5 separate regions of the Homo sapiens genome follow, and all the other regions are linked to region 4. The links are chromatin loops, found by intact Hi-C in ENCODE. Cell type or tissue: B cell. All regions are shown on one strand. Region 1 has its middle 180 kb from the start of MIR4290HG. Region 2 overlaps SYK (spleen associated tyrosine kinase). Region 3 has its middle 100 kb from the start of MIR4290. Region 4 holds the start of GADD45G (growth arrest and DNA damage inducible gamma). Region 5 holds the start of SECISBP2 (SECIS binding protein 2).

Region 1 (5,000 bases), 620 kb after region 4:
TCCTGCTGCCATATTTGGTTTTCTTCCCATCTCGGGGACCCTTTTCTCTTACTATGAAATTGTTTCCTCCATTCTGAGGGTTTCATCATAAGGTGGGAAGTATAAGGCCTTCGCCACCTGTGGGTCTCACCTGTCAGTCGTTTGCTGATTTTATGGAACAGGCGTTGGAGGGTACCTCAGTTCAGATGTGTCATCTTCCCCGAGAAAGGCTGCGGTGGCCTCAGTGATGTACACTGTGGTCACCCCCATGCTGAACCCCTTCATCTACAGCCTGAGAAACAGGGATACTAAAAGTGTCCTGCGGCGGCCGCACGGCAGCACGGTGTAATCTTGATATCTTCTTATCTGTTCCATTCCTTTTGTAGTGTGGGTTAAAAAAGGCAGAAAGGTCAAATAAGAATGATATCACAGGGTGAACACCCACTGTGATATTAGGAGTAATACCTCCCTAGGATATAGAATATACTGTCACAGAGTATACACACATGGGGTACACCCACTGTGATATTAGAAGCAATATCTCCCTAAAGTATGAGGAAAAATATCACAGGGTGTGCACACTTTGTGATATGAGGAGTAATATTTACCCTGGATATTACGACTAATATCAAGGGTGTACACACAAGGGGTACACGCTCTGTGATATCAGGAGTTGTATCTCCCTAGGATATTACGAATACTATCACAGGGTATACACTATGTGTGTACGTCCACTGTGATATTTGAAGTAATGTCTCTCTATGACATTATAAATAACATCAAAGCGTGTACACCCCTGTGACATATTAGGAGTAACATCCTTCTAGGGTATTACAGATAACGTCACAACGTGTACACCTTCTGTGACGTTTTGTACACTCTTTGTGACATTAAAAGAAACATCCCCCTAGGATATTATGAATAATAACACAGGAGGGGTACACACATGGTGTACACCGCCTGTGTCATCAGGAGTAACATTCCCCTAGGATATTACGAATAATATCACAGCAGGTGTACACACATGGTGTACACCCCATGTGACATTCGGAAGAGCATGCCCCTAAGATATTAGGAATAGTATCACAGGCATTGAATACACATCTTTAATGCGTAATGTCACCCCCGGTGACATTAAAAATAACATCCCCCTTGGATATTACAAATAATATGACAGGGAGTACACCCCGTGTGACATTAGGAGTAACATCCCCCGAGGATATAACGAATAATATCAGAGGGTGTACATGCATTGCAACCTTAGTAGTAACATCTCTTTAGGATATTACAAATAATATCACAGGGTGTACAGGCATTGTGACTTTAGTAGTAACATCCCACTGGGATATGATGAGTCATATCACAGGGTGTACACCCCCATGACAATAGTAGCAACATTCCCCTAGAATATTACGAATAATATCACAGGAGGTACAGCCCCTGTGATTTACGAGTAGCATGTCTATAAACTATTACAACTCATATCACTGTGTGACTCTGTGTACACCCCGTGTGACTTTAGAAGTAACATCCCACAAAACTATGACAAAAAATATCACACGGTGAACGCCCTGTGATCTGAGGAATAACGTAGTTTTAGGGTATTATGAATGATGTGACAAGGTGTACACACCCTGTGACGTCAGGAGCAATATCCGTCTAGGATGTTAGGAAGACTATCACACGGAACACACCCCCTGTGACATTAGGATATGGCAAATAATATCACAAGGTGTACACGCATCGTGACGTTAGTGCTAATATCCCTCTGGTACACTATGAATAATATCACAGGGTGTACATCTCTGTGACATTAGGAGTAACATCCCCCTAGAATAGTAAGGATAATAACACTGGGTGTACACCCCCTGTGACGTGAGGAGTATCATCTCGCTAGAATATCATGAATAATGTCACAGGGTGTTATCGTCTGTGCCAATAGGAGTATAGACCCCTGGGAAATTATGAATACTATCACAGGGTGTACAGCCCTGTGACATTAGGAGTAACATCTTTCTAGAATATCACGAATAATATCACAATGTGTACACCACCTGTGTCATTAAAAGTAAAATTGCCCTAGGATATTACGAAATAGAACACAGGGAGTACACCCCGTGTGACATTAGAAGTAACACCCCCTCGAGGATATAACCAATAAGATCAGAGAATGTACCTGCACTGGGACATCAGTAGTAACATCTCTTCAGGACAATACGAATAATATCAAAGGGTATACACGCATTGTGAAATTAGTAGTGAACTCCCGCTAGGATATTAGGAATTTTATGACAGGGTCTACAGGCCCTGTGACATTAGCAGTAACGTTTTCCTAGAAGATTACGAAGAATATTAAAGGGTGTACAGGAAGTGTGAATTACGAGTAACATTTCCATAGCATATTGCACGTAACATCACTGTCTGTACATGCCGTGTGACATTAGGGGTAACATCCCACAAAATTATAACGAATAATTTCACAAGGTGTGCACCCTCTGTGACATTAAAAGTAACATTTCCCTAGAATATGACGACAATATCACAGAGTGTACACCCTCTGTGATATGAGGAGTGACATCTTATGAGGATAATACGAGTAAATTGACAAGGTGTACAAACCCTGTGACATAAGGAGTGACATCCCTCTAGAACATTATGAATAATATTAAAAGGAACATACCCCGTGTGAAAATAAAAGCAACTTCCCCTTAGGAGAATAAGAATAATACCACAAGGTGTACACAAAATGTGACATTATTATTAAGGGAAAGCTAGGATATTGGGAATAACATCACAGTGTACGGAGTCCTGTGACATCAGCTTTAACATTCCCCTACAAAATTACGAATAATAATGAAGGGTTTATACCCCTGCGACTTTAGCAGCCGCATCTTGCTAGAATATGGAAGATAATGTCCCAGGGTGGGAACCGAGGGTGGCAGTACAGAAAGGATCCTAGGAAAAATCGGGGACTAAAGTCACCCGACTTCTGCCACACTGGATATTACGATCCACATCACAGGGGGGCGGGTGACCTCCCCCCTTGAGGGGACTAATATCACCCCCGACTCCGCCCCTGGATAAGCCGACACACATCGCATGGGAGCGGGCGCCCCCTGCCATGCAAGGAGTAATAACACCCTCCTCCCACACTCTGGATATGACCGTCCACGTTCCAGGGGGGCGAGTGCCCCCCGAGATCCAGGCAGTCATATCACCCCTATCTCGCCCCTCTGGCTCTTAGGACCCCCATCGCAGGGGGGCGAGGCGCCCCCCGCGATGCGGGGACTGAGAGCCAGCCCCTCTCGCCCCCCTGGCTCTTAGGATCCGCGGTGGTCTCACAGCCTGTTTACCATATTGTGAGTAATATCATCTCCCCCTCTGGAGATTATGAACTGGTTCACAGAGGGGTGTACACCGTCGGTGTACAGAGAATGTACACCCGTCAGTATTGGAGTAATATCATCCTCTTCCTCCCTGAATATTAAGAACAGTATCACAGGTGTGTTTCTACTCCCTGCGGTATCGCGTGTCATATCCCCCTCTCCCACGTTGCAATTAGAAACAATATCAGTGGGAGCGTGTCCACCTTCTGTCGTAGTGAACGTAATATCATCCTCTTCCCTCCAGAATCATGGGAACAATATCCCTGGGGGGGTGTCCACTTTCTGTCATATATGTAGTCATATCACCCCCTCCGCCTTGGAATATTATTAAGGACCATCTCACACGCGGGTGTACACTTCCTGCGATGTTGGGAGTAACATCAACCTCTCGGCCTCTGAATATTAGGAAGAATATCACAGGGTGGGTGTTCACCTCCTGCTCTATGATGGGGAGTCACATCTGTCTGTTATGGGGAGTAATATCATCCTCTCCTTTTCAGGATATTAATAACAATTTCACAGGCTGGGTGAACAAAGCCTGCGATGCTGGAATTATTATCATCCTCTCCCTCTCGGCCTACTAGGAACAATATCACAGAAGAGGTCTACACTCCCTGCGATATTGGGTGTAATATCATACGCTTCTTCCGTGAATATTAGGAGCAATATCACCGGGTGGCTGTACATTCATTACTCTGTTGGCAGTCATGGCATACTCTACCCGCTGGGTATTAGGATCAGTGTCACAGGGTGAGTGTACACCTACTGCGATATGAAAACTAGTATCATGCTCTCCATTCCTGGATATTAGGAACAATATCACAGTAGGTGTACACCCCCTGCGGTATTAGCACTAATAATATTACGAATTATTAAACATCAGTCTTGTTAATAATTATCAATGGTAATATTAATGGAATAACGTTATTAATCATTAATGCTTATTTTCAAGATATGATTATGCATGATTAAAATAATTAATATTAATGTCATTTTTAATAGTAGCTATTAATCTTAATAATTATTGTTTTATTACCAACATCTCATGATTGATTGAAGTAACATTAATTACTGATATCATTATTTTATTATTAATAGTGATATTGCTATTAATTATTTATAGTAACCGTTAATATTTTCAATCCGTACTAAGTTTTACTGTCTCTACTGTAATTATTAATATAAATGATTACTATTGTTTATATTTACTAATATTAATAATTAATATAACTGTTCCCGATATCCGTGGGGGAGAGGATATTACTCCGAATATCGCAGAAAGTGTACACCCCTCTATGATGTTACTCCTAATAGCCAGGGGGTAGAGGATGACATTATTGAAAATATGGCAGTGGGTGTACATCCCTTCGGTCATCTTGTTCCTAATATCCTGGGTGGGAGCGGATGATATGACTCCCAATATCGCAGGTGGCGGAGACCTCCCCCGTGATACTGTCCCTAATATCCAAAGGTGGAGAGGATGATATTTCTTCCAATTTCGCCGGGGGTGCACACCACCCTTGTGATATCGATCCTAATATCCAGGCGGCGAGAGGATGATATTAGTCTGAATATTGCAGGAGGTGTACACTCCCTAGGGATATTGTTCCTAATATCCAGGGACGGAGAGGATGA
Region 2 (5,000 bases), 1.3 Mb after region 4:
TGTTTTTCATGTTTACCCAAGGCAAAACACCCCCACAGATTACTCACAGTGGCTAAAGAAATACCTAGAAAATAAGTTTTGGTGCATCTTTAGACTACAGGAGAACATGTCAGAAAAAAGTTGAAGAAAATATCAGTGACCACCTAAAAATAAAGAAGTATATGTGTAGATAACAACCATAACATCATCAAAAGAGAAATGAGAAACTGGGAGTAAGTAGCACTAATGCTGACACATAGATTAATAGCTTTAATATACAAAGAGATTCTAAAAATAATTAACAAAAATATTAACTGTCTACTAGGATAATTGGCAGGGAATATCAGTAGTAGTTTATAGTAAAGCAAATATAAATAGTTCTTAAACATATGAAATGTTGTTTAACTTCATGAGAAGAGAAATGCAAGTTAAAACTATGGTGCTTAACTGTGTCCACCTATGATCCAAATTTTAAAAGCTTGATAACACTGTAGTAAAGGCATGGTAGATAAGCACTTTCACTCTTCCTTGGGGAAGTCTGAAATGATGCAATCTGTAAGAAAGGCTCTGCAATTTTATTTCTAAGTATGTACAGATATTCTTGCATTTGTGTGAAATCATGTACATGTGAAGGTGTTTTTTCCAAAATTGTATAATTGACAAAGTCTGATAATAATTTAAATGCCTATCAATGGAAAACAAATGAAATTGGTTACAGTAAAATTGCTACTATGGGAGGCAGCTGAGATCTAGAATTGTTTTCAAAATATAATTTTAAGTGTAAAAGTCAATGTCCTGCAACACACACATACACATACATATATGCAGAATGTGTTGATATCGTATACAGTATCCTAGAAAAATACAGAAAATGCTGGCAATGCTGGTTGCCTCTGGAGTAAGAGATGGGAATGTTAAGAAATCCCACTTTTCATTGTAAACTCTGTTGTATCTTTTTAAATTTGAACCTGTTAAGAAATTTTAATCAATTTTTTTAAAACAGAAAATTAAATAGTAGAGAGTAATTAATCTGATTAATATTGTGAAAATACCTTTCTGGCAAAAAAAAAAGTTTGCTTTCTATTTAAGTTTAGAAGAACTTTAAAGTATACATTGAATTTTTTATAGAAATAAGAAACTGGAAATAAATATTACTAATGATGACACATATATAAGGCCAAAAATATCAACAGATAATTTTTAAAAGATCAAGGTTGTAAGGTTTAAGCTATAGATTAAAAATATTTTAATTGCTTATCAGAAATATTTTAGAGCTAATATGTATATTTTCACAAACAAATGGGGAACTTTCCATTATGTAATCAGTCATGAGAAAAGAATTGTGAGAATTATGTCAAATGTCCCATCATGTTAGCTAAGAGATAAATAACTTTCTTGAACTTGTTAATTTGCTCAGTGTACATAGTTGTTTTAATAATTCAGGCACAAAAAATACATGTTAGAACTTGAACTACCTATAGCATCTAGATAGTTAATGAAAAGTATGTTTAGATTTGAAGATGATTATGAATCAGATAATTTAAATTTTTCATAAAATTACTAACAGGCTGATGCATTTTAAACTTGTCTTTAGAAATTAGTAGCTTACTGCCAAGCACAGTGGCTCATGCCTATAATCCCAGCACTTTGGGAGGCCGAGGCAGGTGGATCACTTGAGGTCAGGAGTTCAAGACTAGCCTGGCCAATATGGTGAAAACTCATCTCTATTAAAAATACAAAAATTAGCCAGGCGTGGTGGCACACGCCTATAATCCCAGCTACTCAGGAGGCTGAAGCAGGAAAATCACTTAAGCCTGGGAGGTGGAGATTGCAGAGATCGTGCCATTGCCCTCCAGCCTGGGAGACAGAGCAAGACTCTGTCTCAAAAACAAAAAAAGAAAAGAAAAGAAAAGAAATTAGTAACATACTTATAAAGTATAAACAAAATTAACTTAAGAATACAACTAGTAGTCTTTAAATGAATTAAACCCCTCCCAATATTAGTCCTGGAATTTCTTTCTCTGCTGCTTTAAGCACAGAACCTTATCCTTCTTTTATGGAAAATAGGTGGAAATTAAACAGCAACATCTCTAAAAAGACTTCCAGGGAACTTTTCAGCTTTGCATTTCAAAGGCACATCCCCTAAGAGGATTAAACTGAAATGTGTCCCAGAATTTCCAATTAAAACCCATTTTTCATGTTTTATTCCAACACATACATTGGTGATTATAATATTTTAAAACTTACATTTAAGTACAGGGCTCAGTGGGAAGAGAAAAAAGAAAGAAACATCCTCAAGTTGTACCCTGTTGCTTGGTAATGCCTTAGTAGACCAGACCCTTGAGAAAATGTGTTTTCATATAATTATAAAGGAACAGATTTTAGATCTTCACTGTAAGAGAACAGTAATTGCAGAGGTCAAGTGTTATTTTCATGGATCTCAGAGCAAAGCTAATAGTAGCCTATTCCCCAGCCAACAGTCTGCCCTCGCCTGTGGGGGTCTACTGAACCAGGGTAATTCCACCAAAAAAAGGAAACCAAACCTAGTTTATTGCAGCCAATATTTCTAAAGCCAGCTGGCTCTTTTGTCACTATTATTGTGATGACTAATGACTGTATTGTCATCTGCATTACTGCTGTTGCCTAATTTGAAAATGGCCCAAGAATCTGGGAGTAAAAATTAAGATCTAGTAAATGGATGTTAGGACACTTGGCAATACTCTGGAATCAGGAAACTCTGAATGGACCTATCAGTTCCACAGACCAATAATTTTTTCCTCTTTTGTTCACTTTTGGATCACCAGCTTTTAAACATAGGCACTCAAAGAATGCTTGTCAAATACATTTTCTATTCGCAGTTAAACCTTACCAATAGGAAATCAGGGATAATAATTTATAACTGGACTTATTATTGCAGAGTGATATCCTTACCTGAATTTATAAAATTTAAAGAAAAGTCACCAGTTGTTCTTTTGGAAGGTAGAAAGCGAAGGTGGCTAATGCCATCTAGCGGTGGACTGAAGGTTTGAGCCTGTTCTGAGTATTAGCAAAAATGAAGAAAGTGGAATGGTCAACATTTCATTTACACCTTGTTGCTCACTGTGCAGAACAGATGACACTTATTGATTGGGACAGAATGGCTCTCTCAAATGCAAACATAAAGAATAAAAGGTTAATAGTAATGTAGACCGGAAATATATTTTTTATTAAAATTAAATGTCATTACATTTTTTAAGAATAGTATTTTTACAATTTATCATTATGCCACTGTGCTCATTCTTTACAAACTCCTCAAATTTTTCTTTTTAACTGAGCATTTTCTTTTAGAGATTGTTTTGGTTATTGTTCTACTAAGTGGCATATTCACCAAGTGCTTTGGGAAAGATGAAGCATGGATTTTGCATCTTCATCTTTATCATAAAGTAACTACTGTTCTTTTAACTGACTCAATAGGAAACCTCCCATTTCTTCCACATTCTTCCAGTTGTGGCATCATTCTTTGCTCCAGTCCTGTTAGTCACCAGAAAGAGATAGGGGCAGGGAGCCCAGGGATCTGGGTAGGAGAGAGTTGATGTGGGGTTGTTGAGAGACATGAGGGTTCTTTGTGGCTTGGCTTAAAAGGCTTATAATCACATAGTGGTCTGTGTTGGGCAGCATGGAAATGAAGCCCCAAGCTTTATTGGCTATAAACGTGGAGTTCTAATTTCCGAGGAAGATCTCCCATCTGTTTCCCTATCCATAAGCCAAGATAGACTAGGGGTGAACAACACACTGCTAGTGAGAGTATAAATTATTTGTGCCCAGGGGTTTAGATTCTCTGTGTCCATCGCTACTAATTCTTACTCATTCCTGACACCCTAGTATCCCTTTCAGCATATTTTGACAACCCCATCTCTGTTTTAAAATTCTTCCCTGCAGGATTCATATGTCAGGGAATTGCGTTCTGGTTTAATTGGAACAAGCCATTTGGAAGTCCTCCTGGTCTGGAGAACATTCTGTGAGGTAGAGAGGCTGCAACCCCAGGATAATGTCCTCAGTGGGAGGGACAGGAGGTCTTATGTCAAGAAGAGGTGATGGTCCCTCTCCTCACCAGTGATGGCTAGTCCGAGGACATCCTTTAATTCCACATCTGTTCAAGTTTTGTCTTTGGATCTCAGAATGTGCCTGCCTGCAGGGAAAATCAAAGGAGTTGAAATGACAGTAAATATTAACCTTGAAAGAGACTTTAAAAAAAATAAAACTATTTTCAGCCTAGAATTGGTTGCGGGAGAAAACTGGGCAAAAGAGGAGGACAGAAAGCCTAGGGGATCACCCAGTTTCTGTCAGGACAGTTTTCCAGAGGCAGGATAATTATATTATAAATCAGAAGTGAAACCACAGCACAGTCCTGTAATCATATGTAAATGTTTAAAAGAAATAGATTGTCATTTGGAATTATTCATTCTTATTTCTCTTCATCAGCATAAAGGCTTGAGAGAGAGCTAATTTTTAAAGCACATTAGATTATACTTCACATCTCCTAGTTTTTAGAAGTGATTTTCATTCATTCACCCATCCATTCATTCATGTGTTTGTTCAACACATTTTTATTGAGCGTCCTTGTGGACGTGGCACAGTTCCGAGTGCAGTGAATAAATGTCTCCCCCTCCTTGAGCTTATATTCTATTTTTATTTTTGATGTGTCATAGTTACTTCTGTTAATCAGTTCAGTAGAAGTGCTGAGATACTCTGTGACAAAACAGATCCCATCGACATCATTTTTACAAATAAGACCAGATGTCCTTTAGCCTTGTCAACAGGCTTGGGCCATGGTGAACAATGTCTGCCTCTGAAGTGCTCAGCAGACCGTGTGAAAGAAGAAGGTCCGGGTGTTTGGAAACAATGGCTGAGTGGCGGTAGTGGTGCATTGTGACCTCATTATTCTGCTTTTGGTTTCTCGCCTTGTAATATGAATAAGGCACATGAGGATTTAGTGTGTGTCATAAGATAAGTGACTGTCACGTTAAGCTTAATGTCTCTGT
Region 3 (5,000 bases), 320 kb after region 4:
CTATTCTCCACCATCTGTGGTTGGAAAAACTTGATCAGTAGTTAAGATTTTTAAAATTAAAATATCCCCTTAACCTGCTGTGATATGATCTACAGTAACAAGCTAGCCTTTAGAAATTCTCCTACAATGGCCAGGTAGAGGATTGGCTTGGTCAGAGCAGGGCACAGCTCCATTCTGGCTGTTGACTCAGAGCCTCTCTCTAGGGTCCTCAGACAGCGTGCTGTCAATCAACTTCAGCAGGATCACTGACACTAGCCATGATTTATTGGACTTAGCATTCATTATGTCTTTTTTTTTCCCTTATTCACTCAATTTTTGCCCCAACTAGTTTTCAAGTTAGGTAACCACCATAAACAGTTTGTAGTTTTTTCCTGTCATACCTTAAATTCCTTAAAAATGCAATTGTGAAGTATTCGATTTGTTCCAAGTACTATACAAATATTCTTACATGCTATGAATGTGTAAGCGTAACATGCAAATGTAGCTATGTTATGGTTACAAATCTTATAGAAATATCACTGCTGAGGTATAAGATGAGACTAATACCATAAATATATGCCATGACCCAAGCCAAGGAACCTCCTCTGGGCTCTTCCACCTTGTTATTCTAACATCACACTCCCATCCCAACCTACTTCTGAAATACCTCCCAAATCCATCCACATTCCTCATTTTCAATGCTGCCATTCTAGTTTCAGCAATTATCATTTTTTGCCTGGACTACCCACTGGTCTGCTAACTGGTCTCTTACTGTATCTCTACAATCACGTCTCTGTTGCATAAACTTTCTCATGGCTTTCCAACACACTGGAATAAATTCAAACTACAAAGACCCCACCAGCCAGCCCAGTTGCCTCTCCACATATCCTATTCCCTACCTGGGCTTACCTGCTCCCTCCACGTTCACAGGCTTCCTTCTGTTCCCGGGCTCGGCAAAATGGCGCCTGCCTCAGGGACATTGCCCACACCACAGTGTCCTCCATGGCGGGCTTCTTCCCTTCACTCAGTCATTGCTTCAGAGGGGCCCGTCCTGATGATTCTGCAGAAAGTTCTGTGCTCTCTGCTCACCCTCACAAGGTGAACACGCTGGGCCTGCCTCACCGGCTGCCATGGCCCCATCCCAGAGCAGCACCTGGCCAGGGCAGTGGCCAGCACACACTGTGGAGGGAATGAATGGGGGACAAAACCTATCTCATAGGAGTGTGGGGTCCAGCAAGGTCACGTCTGGGCATCCAGTGCCCTCCCTGGCAACAGTGAGTACCACATGAGTGGTGGGGGAGAAGTCATCAAAGTCTTTCATAGCTCACCTCCGACTCTCCCTAGAACTCTAGAATCCCTTTTGTGTTCCTTTAAAGACATTTTTTTTTCTCTTGAGATGGAGTTTCACTCTTGTTGCCCAGGCTGGAGTGTAATGGCGCGATCTTTGCTCACTACAACATCCGCCTCCTGGGTTCAAGCAATTCTCCTATCTCAGCCTCCTGAGTAGCTAGGATTACAGGCGCCCGCCACTATGCCTGGCTAATTTTTGTATTTTTAGTAGAGACGGGGTTTCACCATGTTGGCCAGGCTGGTCTCGAACTGCTGATCTCAGGTGATCAGCCTGCCTTGGCCTCCCAAGGTGCTGGGATTACAGGCATGAGCCACTGCGCCCAGCCCCTTTAGAGACATTTTAACAGAGAAGTCCTTCAGTCCCTCAAATGCCCCACCTTCCTTTTTTACAGCCTTTTTCCTCTCCTGAGAAATAACAGGATGGTTCACCCAGGCATGAGGGTCAGCCCCACCTCCCCCGTCTTTCTTTTCCATCGGTTATCAAGCCTGGTCTGTATCACCCCTTGACATCTCACATATCAATCCCTCTTTCCATAACCAGCAGGGCATCTTCATGACAGGTTTGGAACCCAAGCTACAGAATCAGTTCCTAGTTCTACCCTTGGACAGTTATGGGACGGTGAGTAACAGATGGAAAAACTTTCAGCCTCAGTTTCTCCCTCCTTAACGTGGGAAGAAAAGTAATTCTGTAGTTAATGTGGAGACTTTCTGAGAGGAATAGAAAAGACAGTTGGTGCAGGCATGTGGCTGGCACATGGGAGAACTCAATAGTGAGCAGCAGGTATCTGCCCGGGGCAGGAGTGCTTCCTCATGCCCGGGATGGCTTTCCTTCTTTCACCCCAGCCTCCCGCCCAGCCTATGCCCTACGCAGCAGAGTGCAGAGGATGTTCCCAAAGCCTCCATAGGATGGCGCCGTGCTTCTCCTAGTGCTGCCTCCTCAACTCAGTCCCAAATCCAGACAGCTGGGTTGGTGCCCTCGGCTCGCAGGTCACAGGCTCTGATGCACTCTGTCTCCACCTGTGCAGTCCTCTTCCTACTTCACATCCCCTCCTCTCTTCCTGTGTCTGCTTGGGCACCCCGTCCCTCCACCCCAGACCTGTAGAGACAGAGCTGGGATGTCCTTACGTTGGCCTCTCAAGGTCCCTTAATATAGCCTCCCATAACCCTGACTCACAACCGCCACCTTTTGGTTCCTCCTACTCCATGGCATGCTGCTGTGGAGGCCAAGTCCCCAGCACTGCGTTCCCCAGGCAATGCTGAAGAAAAGGCCAGGGCTGCTCATCAAGGAAGGTGTTGTCATTAGGGCAGCCGTGGTTTTCCTAGGCAGCCAGACTTACCATGGGCATGTAGAGAAAAAGCACCAAGATCTTTGTAAAATTGACTTCCATTTTGTGTTAAAAGGCTTGTTATACCTATAAACAGTGATAACAACATATTTATACATGGGAATAAGACTTAAAAACAGACACAAACGGGCCAATCAACAGTATCATGGAACAATGTGTACTTTACAACACCATTCTTTTTTCAAGTTGAAAGCATGCAAACCTAAACAGTATATATTTTGAGGGATGTATATGCATGTAATAAAGATTAGAAAAGCAAGGAAATGATGACAAAATAAACATTTGAAAAATAAAATGGGAAGAGACAAGAGGCCAAGGACTGTGGCAAGGTGGAGTTTGGGTGGACAGCAGGGAATAAATGCCGGATTGGGTGAATGGGGAGTGAACTCTACCCACCGTACTGGCACAGAAACTGGGATGTGGGGATGCTAATGTGGCCGAGATCACATAGCTAGGAAGTGGCAGAGCTGGGATTCATGCTTAGGTTGGTCTGACTCTACAGCTCTTCATGTTGTTCCTTGATACCAGAGACAACATCAAGAAAGCCATGTGTTAGAACGAGCTCGTCTGGGGTGGAGGGCAGCAGGAGAAGAGAAGGCAGCTGGGAGGCCAGGTGGAGGGTGGCGGTGGCCAGGATGGAAATGGAGGAGAGGCTGGAAAGGCAGGAAGGAGCCCCAGGGAGTGTTGTCTGAGAAGCCTAAGTTGGGGCATGAGGAGGGAAAGTGTGTGAGTTGAATAGTGTCAAATGGAGCAGACGTCATAAGACTTTTGCTATGGACTGAATTGTGTCACTCCCAAATTCATATGTTGAAGTCCTAACTCCCAACATGGCTGTATCTTGACATAGGGTTTTAGGAGGTAATTAAGGCTAAATGAGATTGTAAGAGTGGGCTGTTGTCATGGGGTTAGTGTCCTTATAAGCGAGCTGAGAGCTTTCTCTCCCTCTCTTTCTCTATCCCCTCCCTTTTACCCCACTTCCCCACTTCACCACTTGAGGATAAGCAAGAAGACAGCCATCTGTAAGCCAGAAAGAGAGCCCTCACCAGAACCCCACCATGCTAGCACCCTGATCTGGGACCTCCAGCCTCCAGAACTGTGAGAAAATAATGTCTGTCATTTAAGCCATGCAGTCTATGCTGTTTTGTTCTGGAAGCCCAAGAAGACAAATACAGCCTCGTTCCTGGAATGTTGAAAGTGTCACTGGGGCGAAGATGGTATACAGCCTCTTATTTTGAACTCCCACTGTTCTAACATTCGTTCATGAAACATCTTTTGTGAATTGATGCCAGGCAAGTGGTATAAAAAGGAAAAGGCACCCGTCTTGTGAGTCCAGGCTGCATCCGCTGAAGCTGTCCCTGCTGGCGGCTGCAGTTCTCCTCACAGGGCGACCACATTCACAAACACCCTCAGGGCAGTGTCCCAGAAACAGAGCTTCCCAACTGAGATCTGTCCTACTTTTGAAGATGACTGCTGTATTGCTCAGGGAGGGAGAATTTTCAATCCTTGCAAAGCAAGACAGAAACAAAAGGGGTACTTGGCCTTCTCAACCGGTGTGCATGTACAGTATTTGAGGGCGCTACCTTTAGACAGCAGGGTGAGTGTGCAAAGGGATCCTCGTGTTGGAAGATGGGGGTAAAGGGGTATGAGTCTGAGTTCCTCCTGAAACACCAGCCTCTCTCAGAGGCAGCAGCGGAGCTCCGCGTATGCTGGCGCTCTCTTTCTTGCATCGTGTTCATGGATTTCTAAATTCCCTTGCTAATGGCAACAGAAATACCACCATCAAAACTAACGTCTCAAGGGTCCAAGGTTTCAATCACACAAAGCCCAGGTTATCATAGGAACATGGGGCAGGCAAGGAGGGGGCCCCTGGGGAGCCATCTTCATGTGTCCTCATTAAAATGAAGGGAGTCATTCAGAGATTTGACTGTGTTTGTCTCCTTCTACTATTTTTCTTTAAAAAGCTGTTTCAGTTAGAGTAGGAAGAGCAAGATACACTTATTTCTGAAATGGGTGCAAGAACTTTCAAATATGGAAACACAACACCTTTCTATTTTTTGAATTCTGCTTTTAAAACGGAAAAATACTTGTTCTTCTTGAGAATTGGGCTTTCTGCTTTGAAGGAGGTAATATCAAAGCAATATTTTATTTGCAAGTAATGAACTGTACTCTTTTAACTTGTTTTGCTAAAGCATTGCTCTTCTGGGTACTTCATAGTTAAAGTATTGTGCCCTCCCACCTACCCTGAAGTTTTTGCTAGTCTTTGTGCATGACATTCAAAATAACGTACTTCTGCCACTACAAGGTGTGAGCACACTTCTAAATGAC
Region 4 (5,000 bases):
GCAACATGAAACCTTTTGGAAACGGGCCAGCCCAGAGTGCTCCAAGAGCCCTGTGCTGACATAGGACACTGTCCTGCACAAGCTGAGACACAAATGATGCTCAACCTTTTTGGCTTCATCTTTAGGAACTTGGCCCCTTTATTTTGTGCTTCAAACTTCAGTTTCTTGATTGTAAGCGCAAATGTCTGCAGGTGACAGGAGGGTGATGTAAATGAACAAAGCAGCCAGGTGTCCTCAGCTGGGGTCTGGTGGGGATTGAGGTGAATGGGAGAGCAGTGCCCAATGCGGGATCCCAGTGCCCCCGACCCCTGCTGAAGGTTACCAAGGTGGGGAGGGGACTCTAGGCACATCATGGCCAAATCTACCCATTTTCCAAGAGAAGCTAGAAATCCAGATGTTTATATGAATGCAGCTAACTTTGAAAAGTGGCAGTGAATTTGACTTTGCCTAAGACGCCTCATAGGCCAAAGAAATCCCACGTGCAGTCTGCAAGGGGCTGGTGCGTAGCCAGCTTTGCATCCCACAGCCTCTGGCTGACTGGTCGTGGATTCTGGCACATTGTTTGGGTAGGATAAGGGCATACACCTGCTATTTAATAACAATGTTGTGCACTCTCCACACATAAGTAACTTGTGAAAATACAACAAAGAATATCTCATAAAGCTTACTGCTTACTTAAAGCTCATTTCCTTCTGTACCCAAATGAAAGACATCTGCCCATCAATGACCTAGTCAAGCCATGGAAGAATGAGAAGCACATTTTAGAGAATGTGTTAATAAAAACAGTTCAACTATAAACATTTCCAAAAAGGTTTTAGAATAGAGCATCTCTGAGGATATCCCTTTAAGTAAGTCACCATCACCTGCATTATTGAGATTTAGGGGAAGGTTTAGGGGTGCAGTCACAGGAAGCTCAGGACAACATCTCAGCCACCTGTGACCTGAAGCACAGAGCAGGCCAAGTCCCTTGCTGCATGCAATTTGGGAGAGCTGTGGCCACAAAGCCGTGTAGTGGGATATTCTGGATCCTCAAACTTCTAGTGGGCATTGCCCACTCCTCAACACAGGGGCATCCCAGGCCCAGAAGCTTCAGCATGTGTCTGAACTGAAGGGTGGTGGTGGGTCTGCTGGAAGGCCACCTTTGCCTGCAGACAAAATTGTTCTTCCCAATTGAGATGGGGGCTTTGGGGCCATTGGGACTGACATAACAAAGCAAAGTGAGGCTGTATCATATGTCAAAAAGGCAGTTTCCTGAAATTGAATACTTTAAAAATGTGAGCAGAGTAGAACAGCCCCAGGGGTCGTCAATCATCTCTTCTGGTCCAGGCTAGCTCAGGAGGGACTGGAAATGCACCCACCCCCAACTCGAAGCCGGGAGTGTTCATTAGTGGCCTTCCTCTCGGAGGAGGGGCTGAGGCTTCAGGCCTAGCCTTTGTTTTCTCTGGCCTGGCATGTAGGCAGATTTTTAGCGTCATAAATTGGAGAGGTGGGTGCTAGCATGTTAAGTAAATCTTATTTCCAGCATGTCCTGGGGACCTGGGACTAATACATTTTAAGAAATGTTTAATAGTAGGCCGGGTGCGGTTGCTCATGCCTGTAATCCCAGCACTTTGGGAGGCCGAGGTGGGTGGATCACGAGGTCAGGAGTTTGAGACCAGCCTGGCCAACATGGTGAAACTCTGTTTCTACTAAAAATACAAAAATTAGCCCGGCGTGGTGGCGCACCTGTAGTCCCAGCTACTCGGGAGGCTGAAGCAGAAGGATCGCTTGAACCCGGGAGGCGGAGGTTGCAGTGAGCCGAGATTGTGCCACCGCACTCCAGCCTGGGCAACCGAGCGAGACTCCGTCTCAAAAAAGAAAAGAAAAGAAAAGAAAAGTTTAATAGTTTTAAAAGAGTAATACCTATATTCCAATCACTTAAAATTAACATATTTTATCCAATCAAGGCATATCATCATTTTATACATCAAGAAAGAAAAGAAACTAGCGAACAAACGGGGCATAATGCCGCCTGGCTCCGCTTCCCCCTCCCCTCTCCCCCCGTCCTTAGGAGACACCTCTGGAGTTCAGAAATGCTAGGAGAGCAAGCTCTTCATTCTTAGAATCCAGGAAGGGCCGGGCTTTTGCAGCTCTCCTCTGCCAGGAAGCCGCTGGGGGGCGCAAGACGCCAGCTTCTCACCTTGGCAGAAGTGCCTGCCTGCAAGCGCAGAATGGAAACTTCCCCATAACAAATTCAGAAGTACCTTGTACATTCACCACCCACCTGAAGAAAGCCTGAATGAAAGGAACAAAGCCACGGCGTTGTTTACTTTCCCATTATCGCCCCAGTCTTGCGGCAGGGCCCGGGTTTCCATCCAATCCACCCGGCCCGCCACTGTCCTGGCCAGTCTCCAAGGCTTCACCCAAAAAAAGGAAGCAATGAGGTGTCCCCCAGCGCGCCTTTTCACGTAGCACAGAAGGTGCTCAGTGGGTGAATCCTCTGAAAGTGCCAGCGTGTATGGTCAAACGGCAGCAACCTCTAGCCTATTAAACTCTCCCAAGATCTCTTCCAGACTTATTCCATTGCCGGAAAAAAGGCTTTTTACATATGCGCATTTAAGTAATTAAGATATTTCAACATGGTATAAGACGTAGGGGCTCTTACTCCATCAGTACTGGATGGGAATTTCCTTTTGCCCTCTACTCCCCAGGGTAACTGCAGTCCCACCTGAATGCGTTTTGCAGCCCTTACTCGGGTTCTATTTATGCGCAGCTTGGACAGGGCTCACTGGGCCCGGCCGGGCAGCTCCGTGGCCGTCCCTCTCCACCGCCCTTCCCCCGCGCCAGGCCAATGCAAGGGTGTGTGTGTTGGGGGGAGGGGAGGACAAAAGGGGTTCAGGATCTTTTTAACCTGCCTGCAGATGGCGCCCCGGGAAAGATTCCGAGCTGCATTACCTAAGCTCCAGGGGCTGCAGCCGCGGGGTCCCGGCCACAGGGCGTCCAGCCGCGAAGACTGCACAGCAGCTCTCCGTCCTTCCCAACTCGCGCGGCTGTTCGGCACCCGTGCGAGGAACGGATGGAAGGGAATTACTTGTAGCAGGGCCAGTACTGGGGGCGTGCACTCAGGGACCACGGAGTGGCACTCAGCCTCGACCCCACGCGCCAGGCAGCCCGGCGACCCCCACGCGCGGCGGGGTCCTGCCCACCCCACCCGGCGGCAGGTGGACAGTGTTGCTATGAAGAGAAAGCCTCGATTGTCCCTACAGCAAACCGCCACACGCCAGACCTCTGCTATTGTGCGCCCTCCATAGAAATGCAAACGAGCGGCGTGCGCCGGCCGCAATCTGCTCGTCCCCGCCCGCCCCCGTCTCCCGCGCCCCGCCGCGCTCGGCCAAGGGCGGGGAGGTGGGGTGGGATCTTCCAGAGACGGCTCAATGTACACATTGAGTATGCCTGGCAGGCATCACCAGCGCGCTCGGGACGCTAGTGGTCAGCTGCAGGGGGCTGTGCCCACTGCCTTTTGCAAGCCTCTAACTGGCGCTACCTGTTTTTACCTTAATTTCTGGCTCCAATGCAACAGTCTCATAGACTTCAAATTAAAGAAAAGAAACAAATAGAAAGGTAGCAATACAAAATGCAAAAAAAAATCCCTTTGCTTCTATAAAGGTGCTTTTCGCAAATTGCAGCATCATATAAGCAAACAAGGTTTTTGTGGGTTGGGTTTTTTCTTTTTTTTTTTTTTTTACTTTTTCCTTTTAAGGACTTCAAAAAAAAAAAAAAGCCAGGCGAGATGAAATCTGCAGGCTCCAGTCTGCCTGGTAACACCCCAACAAAAGCGGCAGATTTGAGGCATTGTCATCCCCCGCACCCCTCCCCACGTGGCCTTCTGGCACGAGCCGCTGGCTCGCCGCCTCATTTACATCAGAAAGCGGGTGCCGGCCAATAGGCGCGCAGCCTCGCGCCAGCTGGCGGCGCCGCACCCACCAGCCTATATAAGGGCGCGCAGCGTAGTAGGGGCGCACTCGCTGGTGGTGGGCGCGCCGTGCTGAGCTCTGGCTGTCAGTGTGTTCGCCCGCGTCCCCTCCGCGCTCTCCGCTTGTGGATAACTAGCTGCTGGTTGATCGCACTATGACTCTGGAAGAAGTCCGCGGCCAGGACACAGTTCCGGAAAGCACAGCCAGGTGGGTTTCAGGGCGCTGAGAAAGCCGCTGGTCGGTCGGCGACCGTCAGGGTTTTCCAGGGTGGGAATCCGCGGGGTAGGAGGGGAGCGCGGGGGTCCGGGCGCCAGATCCCGGTTGGAGAGCCGGGGTGCAGGCGCTGAGCCGGGATTGGAGTGTGGTTGGAGTTGGGGAGCCAAGGGTGTGTGCCGGTGGCCGGGGCTGGGGTCTCCGCCGCGCCCTCCGGCCGGCTCCCGCTCACTGCGCTGGCTCCTCCGCAGGATGCAGGGTGCCGGGAAAGCGCTGCATGAGTTGCTGCTGTCGGCGCAGCGTCAGGGCTGCCTCACTGCCGGCGTCTACGAGTCAGCCAAAGTCTTGAACGTGTAAGTGTAGACGCGGCCCAGGCTGGGAGACAGGGGCGGGGGTGAATGGCGAGGAGACTGGCGGATGGGAGGGGTGGCGGCGGGAGAACTCGGCTAGCCGGTTCTGACCTAGGTCCCCGCCTTGCCCTCGCAGGGACCCCGACAATGTGACCTTCTGTGTGCTGGCTGCGGGTGAGGAGGACGAGGGCGACATCGCGCTGCAGATCCATTTTACGCTGATCCAGGCTTTCTGCTGCGAGAACGACATCGACATAGTGCGCGTGGGCGATGTGCAGCGGCTGGCGGCTATCGTGGGCGCCGGCGAGGAGGCGGGTGCGCCGGGCGACCTGCACTGCATCCTCATTTCGGTGAGTACAGTCCCGTCCTGTCCCCGCCCCAGTGTCGTTCCCGCCTCGGCCCGCGGCCAGCCAGGCTGACCCTGCTCTCTCTCCGCAGAACCCCAACGAGGACGCCTGGAAGGATCCCGCCTTGGAGAAGCTCA
Region 5 (5,000 bases), 280 kb before region 4:
CATTTTTAAAAGTTCAAAAACACTGTAAAACACCTTTGCCTTTTTAGCTGCTAGGAAAGTGTTTTGGAGTTATTCTAATTAATTGCTATGCTATAGAAACATCTTAAATGAGCAGCCAGCATACATCAGGTCCATTGGTTAAGAAAGGGTGTCTTTACACATGAGGGCAATAAATTTTGAAGGTTGTGATTAGCAGCATCCTAAAATCTACTGCCACTACCATAGGTTGTGTCCAGGGTAACCAACAGAAACATGACAAAATCAAGTAAACTTCATTACACTTCCGGGTAGACCCAATAGTGCTGAAAGGAAGGCGACAGCTACCCCTAAACTTCCAGCATAAATTCCTGCCAGACCAGACCCTAAGGATCACTTCTGCTAGAGGCTGTGTAGTGAACTGAGACCCACCAGGACAGAAATCTGAAAAAACTGGAGCTGCACCTGCCTTACTTGCTTGAAATACTTCGTATTCAATGGTAGAGTTAACGTCTGTGCAAGGGACAGAGGAAACCTACAATTTGCCTCAACCTAATCCCCATTCCTCAAATAGCCTGTTTTGCTGACATTTTCTGTTCCTTAAATCCACTTGCACTTTCCTCCAAGCCTTTGAGTGAGAGGAAAGTTCCTCCTCCATCTATTGAAATCCACTCTGCATTCTTCCCTGTACTTTTGGTCAACCTCCTATCCCTGCCGCACTTTATACATTTCTCTCAATATTTAACGAATTTGCTCTGTGTAGAACTTTTTTTTTCTCGTGAAAATTATACTATTCCATCTCTTGACCATATCTTAGCACTTTTTTTAATTTTTGAAAGAAACCGAGCGATTTTTAAATTATTTTCTGTGGCTACTTCCAAACTTAAGGTTTCTGGAAATTTAGGATACCATCAAGAGTCTTGTAGGCTTTCCAGGTTTGTAGGACCTACAGGGTATGCAATTCCTGTAAGTCACCAATCTTGGGGAAATTTTAGGGAAATGCAGTGGCGGGGGTGAGAGTAATCTCGGCCTCCTCAGTTTCCTTATTAGTAAATCTTTCTCTTCAGGTGACTGCTCAAAGGTCACCTCAGCGAGAGGCCTTTCCAGACTACCCCATCCCGTCCTAACGCTAGACTCGTGAGGCCCAGGGGAGAAAAGTAAATCACGGCCTAACTCTTGTTTATAGTCGCTACTGCCTTGGTGGAGACTATCTCCGATATCCCAGCACTAAAAGGCAGATCCAAGACTCCCGCAAGCTACGGTGGGTCCCCAGCCCAGAGGACTCCTGGGGGTCCCCATTTTCCGCAAGCGCCCCACTGCCTCCACGTGCTGCCCGCGCAGGTCCAGTGCCGCCGCCGCGTACTTCCGGCCGGAAGAAAGGGCGGGCTCTGTCGCTTTGCTGTGACGCACTTCCTGGCGTCGCCTGCGGGGGCGGAAACGCTTTGTCTGTCCGGCAAGCCGACGGCCCGCTGCTGGCCTCCGTGACGCGGCCTCCTCCGCGCCTCGCGGCATGGCGTCGGAGGGGCCGCGGGAGCCCGAAAGCGAGGTAAGGGCCGACGGGGGCTCTCTCGGCAGCCTCAGTCCGTCCGCCTGCCTCGCACTGGGGGCTCGGCCGGGCGGTGACGGGGCTGGTCCAGCGGGCGTGGGTCGGATGCTGGTGACGGCACGGGAGCGCCCTACCGGGTGGCCGCGATCTTCGCGCCCCGCCTCGGGTCCGCCTTGGGGTGGCGGTCAGCGGCTACAGACCCCGCCCACAGTTAGCGCCGCGTCTGTGGTGCGATGTCACCCAGCGCAGTGACTGCGGCCCAGCCCGGCGCTCCCCGCAGTCGGGGCGGGGGGACTCTGGCGAGCTTCCCGCGCTCTTGGGAACGGATAGATTGTTTTAAAGGATCCTGCGTTTTTCTGAACGTCATTCTCCGCTCTACGTACTCAGCATTACCACTAGATGGAGCCCTGGCGATCGCTTGCATCATTTTTAGACCCATAAAATTCTCGGTGAAAGTAAATCTCTTACTACGTCACTAAAAACTAAAGAAAGAAATCTTAGTGAATTGAAATTTCAAAGGCTCGTGGTGATAATATTTTCTAGCAAAGCAAGGTTTGGTATTTCAATAAAGCAAGACTTAGTGGTTCATGAGTAAAATGCATATGCTTTTGTGCAACTTTTTCAAGAAAATGTAATGGAAATAAACGTCTGCAGTGTGTTTTGGGTGCTGTAGTTAAACAGTCCACGTGTATTTGACTGCAGTAGTTGTACTGTGTGCAGTTCTATTATTTCTAAGTGAATCTGTGGTAAAAACACCCTTATTCCAAGATCTAAACTATATAATCTGTGTTGTTTTATTTCCACTTGAATTCGTTGTCATTTTTCACTTTTAATGTTTGAACTACTGCCTTTTCTACAAAAAAAAAAGCATTGGGGAGAAATCGTTAGCAAGCAGGTTCTTGTCTTTACGAGGCAGAAGTTTTTAAACAACATCGGGAACATTTCTGGGGCTATTAGGAACACCTCTTGGGTCTTTTTGTTTGTTTATATTTGCTTGATCTCTGAATGTTTGTGGCCAAAACCTCATATTTTTCCTCAGGGCATCAAGTTATCAGCAGATGTCAAACCATTTGTCCCCAGATTTGCCGGGCTCAATGTGGCATGGTTAGAGTCCTCAGAAGCATGTGTCTTCCCCAGCTCTGCAGCCACATACTATCCGTTTGTTCAGGAACCACCAGTGACAGAGTATGTATCTTTCTAAAAGTCTTACCTAGGGGCTTACATTTTGGATTTAATGGTGATTAGACTTTCAAATACTCAGCAGTTACTGCACTAAAGTTCTGCAGATGATGAGAGAATGCTCTTCAACCAAGAAGAGTCTGAGCCAGTAGCACAACTTAACTGTATCCTGTGCCAAAAACAGAAGCTTTAACTCCCCTTTTTTTTCTTCATACTCATTGTTATTTTCGGCAAAGAAATAGTAGAGACTGCATTGCATTTGTTAATAAGAAATGCAGTTTCAGGCCAGGCGCTGTGGCTCACGCCTGTAATCCCAGCACTTTGGGAGGCCGAGGTGGGTGGATCACCTGAGGTCAGGAGTTCAAGACCAGTGTGACCAACATGGTGAAACTCCGTCTCCACAAAAATACAAAAATTAATCAGGTATGGTGGCGGACACCTGTAATCCCAGGTATTCGGGAGACTGGGGCAGCAGAATCCTTTGAACCTGGGAGGCAGAGGTTGCAGTGGGCCAAGATAGCACCACTACACTCAAGCCTGGCTGACAGAGTGAGACTCTGTCTCAAAAAAAAAAAAAAAAAAAAAAAAATCCCGTTTCAAGGTTCATTTGTTCATATGGTTTAAAAATATATCATATATCTAATGGGAGATGAAATGTGGAGGGAAGGGCAAAGAAAGGACCAAATAAACGTACTCCTCCTTTTTAAGGTTAACATTTTAAAATCTTGTTGAGCGAAGGGGAGGGGACTAGCAACCATAGCTGCCTCTGTGTGGATAATTTTTTGGAAATTGTTGACTTTTGCTTTCCACCTTTTTACTTTATATCTGTTAATATGGAGATGAATTTTACACATTTCAGGCTTAAGTTCTTCTAAATTTGAGTTGAAAGAAGGCTTACATTTTTCCTTACATTTTCTTTTTCCTTCTCAGGATTCATTCTCTAGGTTTACAAAATGGCTTCCTCTTGCAGCTGAATTTAGACAAAAAAAGTATTAATCTTTCACATAATTGTGTAGATTTATTTGTAGATCTGTTTTTAAGATTTGCATCAGGTGTAGTTCTAATCTAAGAATCCTAATGCTTTTTTCTTCTTTGATATGATTCTAACTTGTTTCCTTTTATTTGTGCCTGCATGATGTAATTGAAAATAGTTTGTACTGTATATAAATTCTAGAATTATATTTGCAAGAATGAGAATTGTAATGAATAAGAAAATGATTGAGTTGTCTTTTGTGTTTAGGAAATACTGAAAGTTGTATTTTTTTGACGAAAGTTGAAACACTACCTTTATATGCTGGAATTTGGTCTTTGGTAGGAATACCCTATTTTTCCACTGTATTTCATCCACTGTAAAGGGGAGTTTGGCATGGGTCTCACTTGAGTTGTTCCCTACCTTGAGTGTCTCACATAACAAAATACAAAAATATATCTCAGTGACAAGAGCTCAAAGCCATCTGCTAGGTGGTATTTAGTTACTCAAAATAGTGGTGGAAAACATTCACATGGCTAAAGGAACATTTTGGCAGTAACATGAGTGGAGACTAATCAGAGACTCAAGAATGGGCAGTGCTGAATTTAAAAATTAGTTTTCTTGGCCGGGTGTGGTGGCTCATGCCTGTAATCCCAGCACTTTGGGAGGCCAAGGCGGGTGGATCACGAGGTCAGGAGTTCAAGACGAGCCTGACCAACATGGTGAAACCCCATCTCTACTACAGAAATACAAAAATTAGCCGGGTGTGGTGGCAGGTGCCTGTAATCCCAGTTACTCGGGAGGCTGAGGTAGAGAATTGCTTGAACCCAGGAGATGGAGGTTGCAGTGAGCCAAGACTGCGCCACTGCACTTCAGCCTGGGCAACAGAACAAGACTCTCTCTCAAAAAAAAAAAAATAGTTTTCTTAACTCTTCTTTTTTAGCTTTGGTTTATGACCAAGGAAAAGTATTCACGCCTGGCAAGAAAACAAGGATAAGGAAGGCATTAAGTTGAAGAGGAAGAGTTAGAAAGGAAAAGATCCTTTAAAGTGGGGATGAAATAATGAGACTTCACATGGTTGAGAATTGATTATCTGAGCAGTTCTAATATAGATTAAAAATTGCATTGCCATAGTCAGATTACATGTAAATGGAGATCTCTTGCTGCTGTGACAAAAGGAATAGAAGTTTCTGAAACAACTATTTCCTCCTTCTTACTTGTTCAACTACATAGCATCCTAAGTCAACTTTGTATGTCCCCTTCCCTCATCTTTCCTTAAAGAAGGTATAGTAACCTTTTACAGAATTTGTCCTCCTCCAGTACCTTTCA

The links. Peaks named below come from ENCODE experiments on the same cell type or tissue, not always from the same donor. Only the 100,000 strongest peaks of a DNase experiment are listed, where the experiment ranks them.
Region 1: a loop joins it to region 4, with 14 times the contacts of the local background. A loop is called at or near these places in 18 of 110 quality-filtered maps.
Region 2: a loop joins it to region 4, with 8 times the contacts of the local background. A loop is called at or near these places in 59 of 110 quality-filtered maps.
Region 3: it touches region 4 in a loop (17-fold over the local background); 74 of 110 quality-filtered maps call a loop at or near these places.
Region 5: a loop joins it to region 4, with 16 times the contacts of the local background. A loop is called at or near these places in 4 of 110 quality-filtered maps.

The regions. Positions count from the first base shown.
Region 1 is chr9:90,216,634-90,221,633 of GRCh38, forward strand. It overlaps the pseudogene OR7E31P. Among named protein-coding and RNA genes, the nearest start is that of MIR4290HG, 180 kb to the left of the region's middle. In B cell, CTCF peaks have their summits at 3,101 and 3,305; a DNase peak (open chromatin) is centred at 3,068; H3K4me3 peaks cover 436 bases.
Region 2 is chr9:90,868,238-90,873,237 of GRCh38, forward strand. The region is part of intron 7 of SYK (spleen associated tyrosine kinase); the gene reads left to right. Among named protein-coding and RNA genes, the nearest start is that of SYK, 69 kb to the left of the region's middle. In B cell, CTCF peaks have their summits at 2,984 (motif pointing left) and 3,183; a DNase peak (open chromatin) is centred at 2,984; H3K27ac peaks cover 2,865 bases.
Region 3 is chr9:89,917,029-89,922,028 of GRCh38, forward strand. No RefSeq gene overlaps it. Among named protein-coding and RNA genes, the nearest start is that of MIR4290, 100 kb to the right of the region's middle. RefSeq lists an enhancer at 4,148-4,317. In B cell, CTCF peaks have their summits at 2,504 (motif pointing left) and 2,707; a DNase peak (open chromatin) is centred at 2,503.
Region 4 is chr9:89,601,015-89,606,014 of GRCh38, forward strand. GADD45G (growth arrest and DNA damage inducible gamma) reads left to right here and starts at 3,998. Exons shown (of 4, transcript NM_006705.4): 1 at 3,998-4,160; 2 at 4,418-4,519; 3 at 4,653-4,866; 4 at 4,955-5,000. The coding sequence starts at 4,108. LOC105376139 (a long non-coding RNA gene) reads right to left here and starts at 4,002. Exons shown (of 2, transcript XR_930105.3): 1 at 1,726-4,002. RefSeq lists an enhancer at 2,809-3,707 and a silencer at 3,318-3,367. In B cell, a CTCF peak has its summit at 2,154 (motif pointing right); DNase peaks (open chromatin) are centred at 2,187, 2,777, 3,907, 4,927 and 1 weaker place; H3K4me3 peaks cover 2,816 bases; H3K27me3 peaks cover 2,402 bases.
Region 5 is chr9:89,317,091-89,322,090 of GRCh38, forward strand. It overlaps SECISBP2 (SECIS binding protein 2), which reads left to right and starts at 1,410. Exons shown (of 17, transcript NM_024077.5): 1 at 1,410-1,522; 2 at 2,562-2,707. The coding sequence starts at 1,487. RefSeq lists an enhancer at 1,060-1,279 and a silencer at 1,450-1,769. In B cell, CTCF peaks have their summits at 1,911 (motif pointing right) and 2,111; DNase peaks (open chromatin) are centred at 491, 1,551, 1,721 and 2,531; H3K4me3 peaks cover 2,192 bases; H3K27ac peaks cover 3,412 bases.